Linked DNA regions of Homo sapiens: region 1 is linked to region 2. The links are chromatin contacts, found by Hi-C or POLR2A ChIA-PET in ENCODE. All regions are on one chromosome and are shown on one strand. The core of a region is the stretch at or near the end of the contact, and the rest is flanking DNA. Distances in the headings are between cores, read along the strand shown. Region 1 holds the start of ANKRD36 (ankyrin repeat domain 36). Region 2 overlaps ANKRD23 (ankyrin repeat domain 23).

What was found. Hi-C counts contacts between places; a loop is a spot of excess contacts on that map. ChIA-PET counts read pairs that join two places held with the same protein, here RNA polymerase II (POLR2A). Pooled maps may share reads with other maps.
Region 1: a loop to region 2 is called in a map of heart left ventricle, with 9 times the contacts of the local background. The contact joins the promoter of ANKRD36 here to the enhancer-like site in region 2. A Hi-C loop is called at or near these places in 2 of 168 maps with a recorded cell type or tissue (gastrocnemius medialis and heart left ventricle) and 6 of 50 pooled maps. POLR2A ChIA-PET finds 5 or more read pairs at or near these places in 3 of 52 experiments (CD8-positive, alpha-beta memory T cell, Panc1 and activated naive CD4-positive, alpha-beta T cell).

What each region holds. Positions count from the first base shown.
Region 1 is chr2:97,110,068-97,116,083 of GRCh38, reverse strand. It overlaps ANKRD36 (ankyrin repeat domain 36), which reads right to left and starts at 2,931. Exons shown (of 76, transcript NM_001354587.1): 1 at 2,148-2,931. The coding sequence starts at 2,344. RefSeq lists enhancers at 2,192-2,421, 3,382-3,481 and silencers at 2,542-2,671, 2,752-3,131.
Region 2 is chr2:96,836,292-96,842,255 of GRCh38, reverse strand. ANKRD23 (ankyrin repeat domain 23) reads left to right here. Exons shown (of 9, transcript NM_144994.8): 3 at 71-196; 4 at 1,344-1,469; 5 at 1,742-1,840; 6 at 1,926-2,024; 7 at 2,161-2,259; 8 at 2,431-2,529; 9 at 2,612-4,344. The coding sequence ends at 2,707. It also overlaps a transcript of CNNM3 not described here. Among named protein-coding and RNA genes, the nearest start is that of ANKRD23, 4.7 kb to the left of the region's middle. RefSeq lists enhancers at 183-788, 3,820-4,374, 4,375-4,931 and silencers at 2,381-2,480, 2,621-2,680. Within about 2 kb of position 2,800, at least 4 of the 41 ENCODE cell types and tissues checked have a DNase peak (open chromatin) inside an H3K27ac peak, as active enhancers do.

The DNA.
Region 1 (6,016 bases), core at 1,682-4,181, 270 kb before region 2:
CATTTTGTACACATATTTGGCTTACAAACACCATAGATTGTTTGTGTGTATGTATAATCAAACCAACTTTTTTTCAGAGTACATCTTCACACCTCAACATACATCTGTATCTACTGACATCTGCAAAGGTCCCATATTGTCCCATCCTATGGATGCACTGAAATTTATTGATAAATTTATAAAATTTATAAAATCCATTATAAGGGGTTTTCCAAATACATTGCTATTTTAAGCAGTGCTGAGAAAAACAAATTGCATGTATCTCTATTTCCTAGAGATATTTTAGTATAATGGAATTGATGGGTGAAGGGCACATACATTTTTACAGTGTGATACTTACCAAAAAATTGTCTATTTGAAAAGTCATCAGAAATGTAAACTTTCAACAGCAGTATATGTACTGCTACCCTTTACCCTCACAAACTTGTGATAGAAAATAGTATTTCATTCCTTTTTTAACTTAAATACCTTCTCCTCCCAGGAACACTAAATATTTTTTCCCATGTGCATAGGTTGCTTGAACATCTGAAAAATAAATGCTTTGCTCTATTTTAAATGAGAGTTCTTGTTTATTTGAAGAATTCTCTGTAAAATGAAAATCACTTTTTTATCTAATATGTATATACACATATTGTCTTTTGTTAATTTTTTCTTATAAACTGGATTTTTTTTATTTTGCTAAATCGACCTTCAGAATGTGTGCTTGTGATATTTGTAGGAATATAAACATGCATCAATATAAGTAGGCATTTGTGTTTTTTTCTGTTATCTTTCTTATTTTGTGCATTTAAAATTTTTAATCTACATTCCATAACGAATTTATTTCTGTGACATAAAAATCTAGCCAGATTTCTCCAAATAGTTAGCAGGCACTTCATTTATGAGTAATTCATCTTTTCCTACTAATATGAAATGTCACCATTATCCAATTCTATTAGATTGGTGCAAAGGCAATTGCGGCTTTCGCCATTACTTGTAATTGCGGCAAAAACCGCAATTGCTTTTGCACCAACCTAATAAATTCTTACACATATTGGTGTGTTCCTGGATTTTCTAACCTGTTCCATTCACTGATTTGTTGTTTCAGCTGTTAGTAAATAACTTGTGGAAATTAACAGCACATTTTCATATCTAGAAAGGCAAGTCTTTTTTGACTCCATTTCAAAAGTTTTCTTGATGTCGTCACAATAGTAAAAGACAGCATGAGTAATTCAAAAATGTTAACACTTTGATAACTTTATTTGGATTATGTAAAATTTATAAACACAGAAAGAGCTCAGAACTTTAGAAAAATGTGTCTTTCTATTCAAGAACACAGACCATCTTCCCACTTCAAAGTTTCCCTCTAAGGTCCCTCAGTGAAAACCAAATTGACATAGGTGTCCATTGATATCAAATAAATATTGGATTTTTATCCAAAGAATTTTTAGCCAGGAAGTTGATATATTATGGAAATGATTTCTCTCATTATGCACCTTTCCATAATGTATGTAACATTATGCTTTAAAATGTGCACGTTAAAAATAAAACGCTGTACATGCTGAATTTTATTAGTGAAATCACTTTAAAATGATTTATAAAGAAGCAGCATGGTGAGTGATTGGAAACCAGCTGAAGTTTTGTTTTTGTTTTGCTGCTTGTGAAAATGACCTGGGTGCTCGCCCCCGCCAAGGTTTCCACATCCCAGGTGCGGCTGAGCCTGCCAGGAAAGAAAGTCCAGCCCCTTTGGTGACAGGACTCGCCCCCCTCACCTCTGCACCCCTTTCCCCCACCCCATTCACCCCCACCCCTCACCCCCACCTCCAGTCCTCTATCCCATTGAACCCTCACCCCATCTCCCCACCCCACACCGTCCACGCCCCTACCCCCCAAGCCTTCATTCCGTCCACCTCAGCCCATTCACGCCCCCACCCCATGCACCCCCTACTCCCCACTCCCATCCCCCAACTCACTCCACACCCCGCCACCCCATATACCGCCACTCCCCAGGCCCCGCTCCACTCACTCCCACCCCAGCCGGGCACCCCCTAGCCCCCGTCCAAACCCCGAGCCCCGGACCATCCGCCCCGCAGCCCTCAGCCTGGAAAGGGGTACTTCTCCACATCCACAGGCCTCCTCCCGCAGCCCCGGCTCCCGGCCCCCATTACCTTTCCTTCCTGTCTCTCTTATTGGCGTCATAATACGTGAGCAGAAGGTACTTCAGTTTCTCTAGATTACCATGTAAGACAGCTCTGTGGATCCTCTTCAGATGATACGGTTTAATGGGGTATTGGGGAAATGCGAAGCCATCCGAGCACAAGCGCTCCATGAGGGTGGGCCACCTCTCCCGCTTGCCGTCTTCCATAATCGTCGGCTGCAAATTGTAGCCTGCAGCCGTATTTCAGCTCGCCTTCGGGGATCGCCGCCTCCGAAGAGCAACAACGAGCAAAGCAGTCTGTCCACGGACCTCCGCACAGACTCTCAGCGCCTCCCGCCTCTCAGCAGAAACGCCCAACAGAAGGGTTAGAACCAGCGAGCACGCGCACCTTAGCCGGCCCTGCCCAACAGGCCCGAGGCAGAGAAACCGCCCTAGCAGCTCTCGCGCGCCCAGTGCAGGCGGCGGTTGCTGCGGAGGTGCCGCGGGAGGGCGGGGCTCCCTGGAGCGCGAGGCGCGCCCTGCCCCAGGGCCTGTTTAACTGTCGCCCGCGCGCTCTTCTCTTCCACAGGCTCCCGACGCTCGGAGTCCCCCGCGCTGGGCCCTCTGCAGCCCAGGGATGGGGTTGAGTGGTGCTTCTCCGCCTGGTGCCACCGCTGGGCCCACAGCCCCACTTCGCCACTGCGTCGCCCCCGGGGTCCGCGCTGATGGGTGCGAGGCGGGAGGACGGGATCCGGGGTTGCCACAGCTGCAGCCAGCGCACCACTTGTAGGCGGCACTGCAGCTCGGGCTCCGGCGGGGGCTGGCGGGGCTCCCGTGGGATGGCCTCCTGGGCCCTGAGTGCGCCCCCATCCGGCCGGAGGGTGCGCGCCTCCTGCACCCCCGGCGGAAGCCCATGCCCGGCGCTCCTGCCGCAGACTGCCTGACTTGCCGCGGCCAGGCTGGCCCCGGGGTCCGCGCGGCTGGAGGCGCAGGCCTGGTCGGGGATTCCCAATCCTCGGGGACCCCTGCTCCATGTGCTGGTGGCGGCTGCAGCTGCAGCGCCCGTGGGCTGACGTGGCTTCCCGGAGCTGCGGCCGGCCGCGCCCAAGGGCCCCACAGGCTGCGCTGCCCTTGCCAGCTGCTCCTGACCCGCGCCCAGAGCGCAGGACCTGACGCTTGGCACTCTGCAGCCACGGGGATGAGGCTGAGCGCCTGTTTTCGGCCTCGTGGCGCCGCTGGGGCCACAGCCTGACTTCACCACCCTGTCGCCCGAGTCCTGTGATGGGCAGGTGTGAGGAGGGGCAATCGGGGTTCCCAAGGCTGCTGCCTGCATGCCACTCCGTGAGGAAGTTGAAATACGTGATCTCTAAGATTCCTCCCAGTTCTTCACCTCATGAGACAAATATAAATCAAGTAACATTCGCTATTGTGATTAGAAAAGCTGCATTTACACACGTTAGCCACTAGATGGGGACGTGCGATTGTTACAATGCTGAAGGTTTCCCGTATTTCTTTATTTTTTATTTGGCCGCTAGAGGGCACGCCTGCACTGCACTTAAAGCTGACTATTAAGGAAAGACAAAGGAATTCTTGGATTTTTCCATTTTCCTCATCACCTGTGCTTATCAGAGAATTCCAGGGGCAAGCTACCCTTTCCAATTCATCACTAATTTATAAACAAAATTCTAAGGAGTAAGGAATGCTTCTTACTTACTTCCTATAACATATTTAAGAATGAACGCTCAAAATAAAAGTAATTTATTTAAAACGTGTTGAGTAATTATAACTGCAAAATTTTTGCTCATGTTTTTCATATGCTGTTCATTTGCAAATTATTAGAAATCTACATATTCTGTTCATCTCAGCATTATTTATAACAGGGAAAAATTAGACACTAGCCAAAAATCTAAAAACAGGGAACAGTAAGGAAAAAACAAATGGTTCTTTTAATCATCATCACTAAAAGTGCTTGTGACTTAAAATAATGACATAAAAGATGCTTCTACGTTGTTGAGTAAAACATCAAGATAAATTTAAAATTCTATTTCAAGCTTAACTATATTCATTTAAAAAGAGAAAAATTTTAGAGGGTTTATCTTGTTGGATTATCAGATGTTATTTTTCTCTTTTTAATGCCATATACTTTTCAAATTTTCAGTGGGCTGGTATTACTTTTGTATTTAAAAAAGAAAAATATAAGGAAAAAGAAACCTGTCACACACTTTTTAGTGGATTTTACTGATCAGTCATCTCTGTATTTCTGGCATCAGCAAACTGAGCCAGAAACTCAGTGCCTCCCATTTCTTTCTTTTTTTTTTTTTTTTTAGACGGAGTCTTGCTCTGTCGCCCAGGCTAGAGTTCAGTGGCTCAAACTTGGCTCGCTGCAACCTCTGCCTCCCAGGTTCAAGTGATTCTTCTGCCTCAGCCTCCCAATTAGCTGGGATGACAGGTGCCCACCACCGCACCCGGCTAATTTTTCTATTTTAGTAGAAACAGGGTTTCACCATCTTGACCAGGCTGGTCTCGACTCCTGACCTTGTGATCCACTGGCCTCGGCCTCCCAAAGTGCTGGGATTAACAGACCTGAGCCACCGCGCCAGGCCAAGTGCCTCCCATTTCTTGTATTTACCTTTAAAACTCCTGCAATGAAGGACTCCCTCCTCCCTCATCTAACCTATTATGTGTGTGGTGAGTTCTGACTATGATATCATTCCTGATGTGAAACCGAAGTCTCTCTCTTCTAAGTCCATCCATTGGTTCAGTTCTGTCTTCTGACAGAGTCCACGCCAGACTTCACATTTCTCCCAATCGTCTTTGTCCTACAAGGGCTTTCTATTCTTCAAGCTAAAGAGATACCAGTGATTCCATTCGTTCATTCAGTTAACGTTTAGGGGCCACATCTTGTGCTATGTCCTGAGATTTGCCAATGAGCAGAGCTCAGAGTATTGAAAAGACAAACACATACACCAGGCATTTTACTATGCTGTGTTGTGTGCATGACAGGAGCACACAGGGCATCCAGGCACCAGTGAGAAGGGCCATTCACCAGACTTGAGAGGTCAGCAAGGGTGCTCTGAGGAAACACCTTCTAAACTGAGAGCTGGAAAGAGTGAGACAGGAAAGCAGTAAGAGGTAGCGTTCTGAGGAGGAAATCTCCGAGGTGGGACAGGGATGCGTGTGGAGAGAATGCCCTTCCCATCCCCACTCTTCATGAAGTCTCTACTCTGTCAGGGTCTCTCTGCCCTGTGAGCTGCTTGAGGACAAAGACTGTTTTATAAAAATTTTTATTTCCTCCCTCTGTCTTCCTTAAACACCTAGCCCAGTGCCTGGAACATAAGAAGCCATAATGAATTTTTGTTAGATGAGTGAAGAGTGCTGAGTAGAGCAGAAATGTCACATGCCTCAGTTTAAATATGGGTCATCAGTTTTCTTTCTTTTTTAACATAGAAGTCAAGACTTGATGATCTCTTACAGCTTCGAGATGCTATTAAAGATATAATCATCCTCATGTATTTGAGCTTTGTTTTCACCCATTATGTTATGACTGCTGTCCATTGTTCCATGACACAATTCTCCATCTTTCCTCATTTTCTTCCATTTCAATTAACTCATTTATTTACATGTGGGAATGGAACATACAACGTAAAATCCACAAGTAAGACTTCCCAGATCCTCAGCTTCTTTCTCTGGCATTAGCCACTGTTTCTACTTTCATGAGCATCTGCTATGGTTTGAATGTATCCCCTCCAGAAATCAAATATTACAAATGTGATAGTATTAAGAGGTGGGGACTTTTGGAGGTGATTAGGCTATGAGGGCTCTGCCTTCATGAATAGGATTAAATATGCTTAGAAAAAGGAATGATGGAGGAAGTTAGACTCCTTTTGCCCTTCAGTCTCC
Region 2 (5,964 bases), core at 1,551-4,050:
CCTGTCGGCAGGGCAGAGAGATCTCTTGACCAGCGGCTGATGGCTGGCATGGTCTTGTCTTCTGCCCCAGCTTGAAAGATTTAACAGTACCAGATTTAATCTGGATAACCTGGCTGACTTGGAAAACTTGGTTCAAAGACGGAAAAAGCGACTGAGACACAGAGTCCCCCCCAGGAAACCTGAGCCCCTGGTTAAGGTGAGTGGGAGGTCGGGGTTAGGGCAGTGCACACACCAGGGCTCCAGTTCCAGAGGAAGGGCTTGGGGCAGAGTGGGCACTGCAGGCCAGGACCACACAGCCAGTGCCTGGGGAGCCCATTAAATCCACTCCAGAGCCCCCGCGGATGTGTCCGCCAGGGCTGCCATAACAAAGTCCCACAGCCTGGACAGCCTCAACAGCAGGCATGTGTCACCTCGCTGTCCTGGGGGCTGGAAGGCTAACAGGAAGGTGTTGGCGAGGCTGGTTCCCTCTGAGGGTGGTGAGGGAGAATCCCTTCATGCCTCTCCGGCTTCTGGTGGATGCTGGTGATCTTTGGCGTTCCTTGGCTTGTAGATGTATCACCCAACTATTGCCTTCATGTTTGCTGGGCGTTCTGCCTGTGTGCATGCCTGTGTCCATGTGTCTCCCCCAACTTTTTTTTTTTTTTTTTTTTTTTTTTTGAGACGGAGTCTCGCTCTGTTGCCCAGGCTGGAGAGCAGTGGCACGATCTCGGATTACTGCAAGCTCTGCCTCCCGGGTTCATGCCATTCTCCTGCCTCAGCCTCCCGAGTAGCTGGGACCACAGGCACCCGCCACCACGCCCGGCTAATTTTTTTTTGTATTTTTAGTAGAGATGGGGTTTCACCGTGTTAGCCAGGATGGTCTCAATCTCCTGTCCTTGTGGTCTGCCCGCCTCAGCCTCCCAAAGTGCTGGGATTACAGGCATGAGCCACCGCATCCGGCCCACGTGTCCCCTTTCATAAGGACATCAGTCACATTGGATTAGAGCCCACTTTAACACAAGTCATATTGGTGAGGGGCCCACCATACGCCGGTGTGACCTCATCTTAACTAATTACATCCTCAGTGACTCTGTTTCCAAATAAGGTCACATTCTGAGGTACCTGGGGTTAGTACTTCATACGAATCTTGGGGAGATACAAGTCAATCCATAACACACACGCTCACACACACACAGTCTATTCAATCTCCTGGCGTGGGATTAGAATAAGAAACTGCATTAGTACGAGCCAGCAGTGTTCCTTGGTGGGCTGCATGGGACCCGTGGGCCAGACTGGTGAAGCTGTGACATCTTGGGCACCTGCGGCCTTCGGGAGTGATTTGGTCTTGTCTTCAACTGAACCAGCCGCAGTCCCAGGCCCAGGTGGAGCCTGTGGGCCTGGAGATGTTCCTGAAGGCAGCTGCTGAGAACCAGGAGTACCTGATTGACAAGTACTTGACAGACGGAGGGGACCCCAATGCCCATGACAAGGTAGCACAGGTTGGGTGAGTCGGCTGGCAGCAGCTGCAGCTGCAGGAGCGCTGCCTTCAGTGTGTTCAAGTCCTGGCCTAGGAGGCTGCAGGGATTTTCACTCTTATGGGCATGAATCCAGTGGCACCTGCAGACGGAGGAGAGGGAGCGGCCCATCGCGTGGTGGGGGAAGTGGCAATTCCATTCAGGGACCTGGCCCTGGGAAGGGGACCGCGTGGGGTCTCTAGGGGTGGCTGCACTCCCTCTGCCTAATCTTCCATCTCTGCCCTCAGCTCCACCGCACCGCCTTGCACTGGGCCTGTCTGAAGGGTCACAGCCAGCTGGTGAACAAGCTGCTGGTGGCAGGTGCCACAGTGGACGCGCGAGACTTGGTGAGGATGGGGAAAGGCCCAGCCTCTGGTCGACGCCCAGCTTCACATCCCAGCAGCTGAGTGCTTGGGTGCTTTTGTTTTGCAGCTGGACAGGACACCTGTGTTCTGGGCCTGCCGCGGAGGACATCTGGTCATCCTCAAACAGCTGCTTAACCAGGGAGCCCGGGTCAATGCCCGGGACAAGGTGAGGGGCACGGTGCTTTGGGGGCCTGTCGGGAACACGGGAGCAGACGCTGTTCCTGGAGAAGAGAGCACGTAGTCCCATGGGTTAGGGAGGCCTCACCAATCCAGACCCAGCACTGACCCCCACTTGCTCTCAGATCGGGAGCACCCCCCTGCACGTGGCAGTGCGCACCCGGCACCCCGACTGCCTGGAGCACCTCATCGAGTGTGGCGCCCACCTGAACGCACAGGATAAGGTAAGGCAGGCGCTTGGTCTTTTCCGGCTCGGACAGCTCCAGAGGAGCAGGGACTGAGGAGCCCCAGCCAGGACCAGAGGTGCTGTCTGCTCGGTGACAGCAGCCCTGACCTTCCTGCATGAGGAGGGCAGCACGCGGAGGCAGAAGCTTGACTGCCTGCGTTCTCAGCAGGAAGGGGACACGGCTCTGCACGAGGCCGTGCGGCACGGCAGCTACAAAGCCATGAAGCTACTGCTGCTCTATGGGGCCGAGCTGGGGGTGCGGAACGCGGTGAGTGTGGGCGCAGCCCTGGCTCCTGACCCGAGGGCGGGTGGAGCGCCTGCAAGGGACTGACCCACACCGTTGCTCCCAGGCCTCCGTGACCCCGGTGCAGCTGGCTCGAGACTGGCAGCGCGGCATCCGGGAGGCCCTGCAGGCCCACGTGGCGCATCCCCGCACCCGGTGCTGACCGCAGCACCGCCCCCCGCCGCGCCTTTCGCACTGCCACCATTCCATCCTGTGCCCCGCCCCCGCGTCTGCACCTCTGTGGTTCCTGCCCTCAGCCCTGGTTCCTCCCTCTCTGGCCTGTGCCGCCTCAGCAGCCCTGGCAGAACTGAAGAGCGGCACCGGGCCCAGCAGGCAAAGAGAGAGGCCTCCCTGGCTTCGAGTGTCAGGGGAGCCGCGTTCCCTCCCAGGGCTGGAGCAGAGGACCACAAGGCAGCAGAAAGCGCGGGTCCAGATGAGGGCCAGGAAGGGGAGGAGAGTGAGGGCCAAGAACGAGCCTTAAGGGAGCAGTCCCAAGCTGGAGCCACCCAGGGCTGGGTCTGGGAGTCCTCAGTGTCCACTTGTCCCAGGTTAGGGGGCTTGCCTTGCTCTCTCCAGGGCCAGTCTGTGTGTGTGGGGACTCAGCCCGTGGCCGGCAGATGCCATCCAGGATGTACAAGGTGCAGCCAAGGCAGGCCATGCAGGGGCCGGGCCTGTCTGCAGCTGGTGGATGCCTGTGGGCATGGCTTTCTCTGGGGACCCCATTCCTGTCAGTAGCAACCCTGGCAGTGTCCGGAGCGGCTCTAGACAACTTTGGTCATAGGAACTCTGGAGGTGGGTTCTGGTCATCTGAGGTGGCTACTCAACAGGTTTGAGGCCCCACAGCAACAGAAGTCCAGGACCCACTAGGTTGCCTCAGAAGCCCTAAGACTGATGAGCTGGAGCGCGCATTTGAGAGAAGCCTCGCACCCACTGTGTACTGGCCCCGCTCAGGCCGGCCTGGCACACCGTTGCCTGCTGGCGGCTCTCATGGGGAAGCGCCTGGGCACTGGGGATTGCTTGTGGCCCACTCAACTCTTGGGGCAGTGGCCCGTAACCCTAGTTTGCCTGAGGCCCTTATGTCCCCTTATGTTCCTGGTACTGGAGCTTGAGCTCTTGCCTGGAACGCTGCAGCTGCACCCACCCTGCTTGATCCCACCTGGGAGGCCAGGACACTGAGGAGCTCTGAACCCAGCCCACAGGGAAGCAGAGGAAGGTGAGCCCCCGCCGCCCCCCAGCCCTTCCCATCCCTTCCCTGCTCCCTGGTGGTCTAAGGACCCAAGCTCCCTAGACTTCCTCTTCCACCGTCTGTACGTTTCAAATTACACTGGTGTAGGCCTGTACTGCTGGTGGGGCTGGGCCCCTAAACGCCAGAAAGTGAATCTTAAGAAGCTCTGCCCTAAACTGAGAACCACATGCTGAGGGAAGGGCTGAAAGGTGAAGGCTCAGCCTCCCTCACATGGGTCCTGGGTTACATTAGGTACCGGGCTGATTGATAGGCATTTGGCCATGGTTCCTTTTCGTCTACCTTTGGGGGCCTTCTCAGGCCCAGAACAAGGCTGTTGTTACTATGTGGAAAAGCTGACCAGTGCTGCACACTAGGGGCACACACCTTTCCATGAGCAGCTCCTGCCCTGTGGCGACAGCCAGCGTGCACCCAGACGCTGGTGCCATGGCGAAGCAGGCGTTCAAGACCATGGAGAAGACAACTCCTCATCTAGAAAATGAGGACACCTCAGTGACAAACACACCTTTTTATACCAATCAGTATCCTCTGTTCATTAAAACTGGCTATCCATTACAGCCTAGCCGTCTTTCCTGGGCCGAGAGGAGCCCATGCTTCAGTCACCAGGGACTGTCTGATAGGGCCCACGCCTGTTAGCCATGCCGGCCGACAGCAAGATAGGCCGAGTGCAGAGTGGGCGGGATGCGGGGTCCTGGCACTAGGCTTTTGTGCTTAAGGCACCTCTGCTCACTGACGACAAGGTCAAAGAGCAGTGGTTCTCCACCTCAGCTGCTTATCAGAATCACCAGGAAGGTTTAAAAAGTCCTGATGTCCAGACCCTAAGTCAGAAGCCCTGAGGGGAGGATCCAGGTATTCTCATGCAGAGGCCATGCTTGTCTATGTGGGAAATCCTAGGAATCTACAGAAAGCAGACAACTAGGGAGTCCAGCAAAATCTCGGGTGCAAGATAAACACACAAAAACCTGTTTCTACCTCCTAGAAATGAACATGTAGACACAAAAGTTAAAAATATGTACTGTTTACAATTGCTGAAAAAGGGAAATACTTCGGTTTAAATCTAACAAAATATGCAAGGACTTGTATGCTGAAAATTATAAAACGTGATGAAATCAAAGATTTAAATAGACATGCCATGTTCATGGATTGCTAGACAGAATACAGTAAAGATATCAATTCTCCTCAAATTAACATACAGGTTAAATGCAGTTCCTATCAAAATCCTAGAAGATGTTTTGTAGATGTAGACAAGGTTATTCTAAAATTCATATACAAATTTATAGCAAAAATATTTTGAAAAAGAATAGAGTGAGAGGAGGAATCAGTCCAGCTGATTTCAAGATCTACTATATAGCTATGTGAACCAAGAGTGCAATGCTGGCAGAGGCACAGACACACAGATCGACAGAGCCGAGATCATCACGGGAACAGGACCACACAAATATGCCCAGCTGACTTTAAGGTGCAAAAGTAATTCAATGGAGGAAGGACAGCCTTTCAACAAACGGTGCTGGAGCAGCTGGACCAGCTATAGGATTAAAAAAAAAGAACTTTAGCCTAAGTCTTACACATTATACAAAAATTAACATGGCTCACATGCATACTTAAATTTAAAACTATAAAACTTCTTTTAGGAAAAAACAGATAACCTTTGGGATCTAAGACTAGGTAGAGTTGTTCTTAAATGCAACACTAAAAGCAACAGTCCATAAAGGAAATATCAGTAAAGTGGACTTTATCAAAACTGAAAACTTTTGCTCTGTATAAAACCCTGTTAAGAGGGTGAAAAGATGGCCGGGCACGGTGGCTCACACCTGTAATTGTAGTACTTTGGGAGGTTGAGGCAGGCAGATCACTTGAGCTCATGAGTTTGAGACCAGGTGTGGGCAACATGGTGAAACCCCATCTCTATAAAAAATTAGCTGGGCATAGGCTGGGCATGGTGGCTCATGCCTATAATTCCAGCACTTTGGTAGGCTGAGGCGGGCAGATCATCTGAGGTCAGGAGTTTGAGACCAGCCTGACCAACATGGAGAAACCCCATCTCTACTGAAAATACAAAATTAGCCAGGCGTGGTGGCACATGCCTGTAATCCCAGCTACTCGGGAGGCTGAGGCAGTAGAATCACTTGAACTGGGAGGCGGAGGTTGCAGTGAGCCGAGACCACGCCATTGAACTC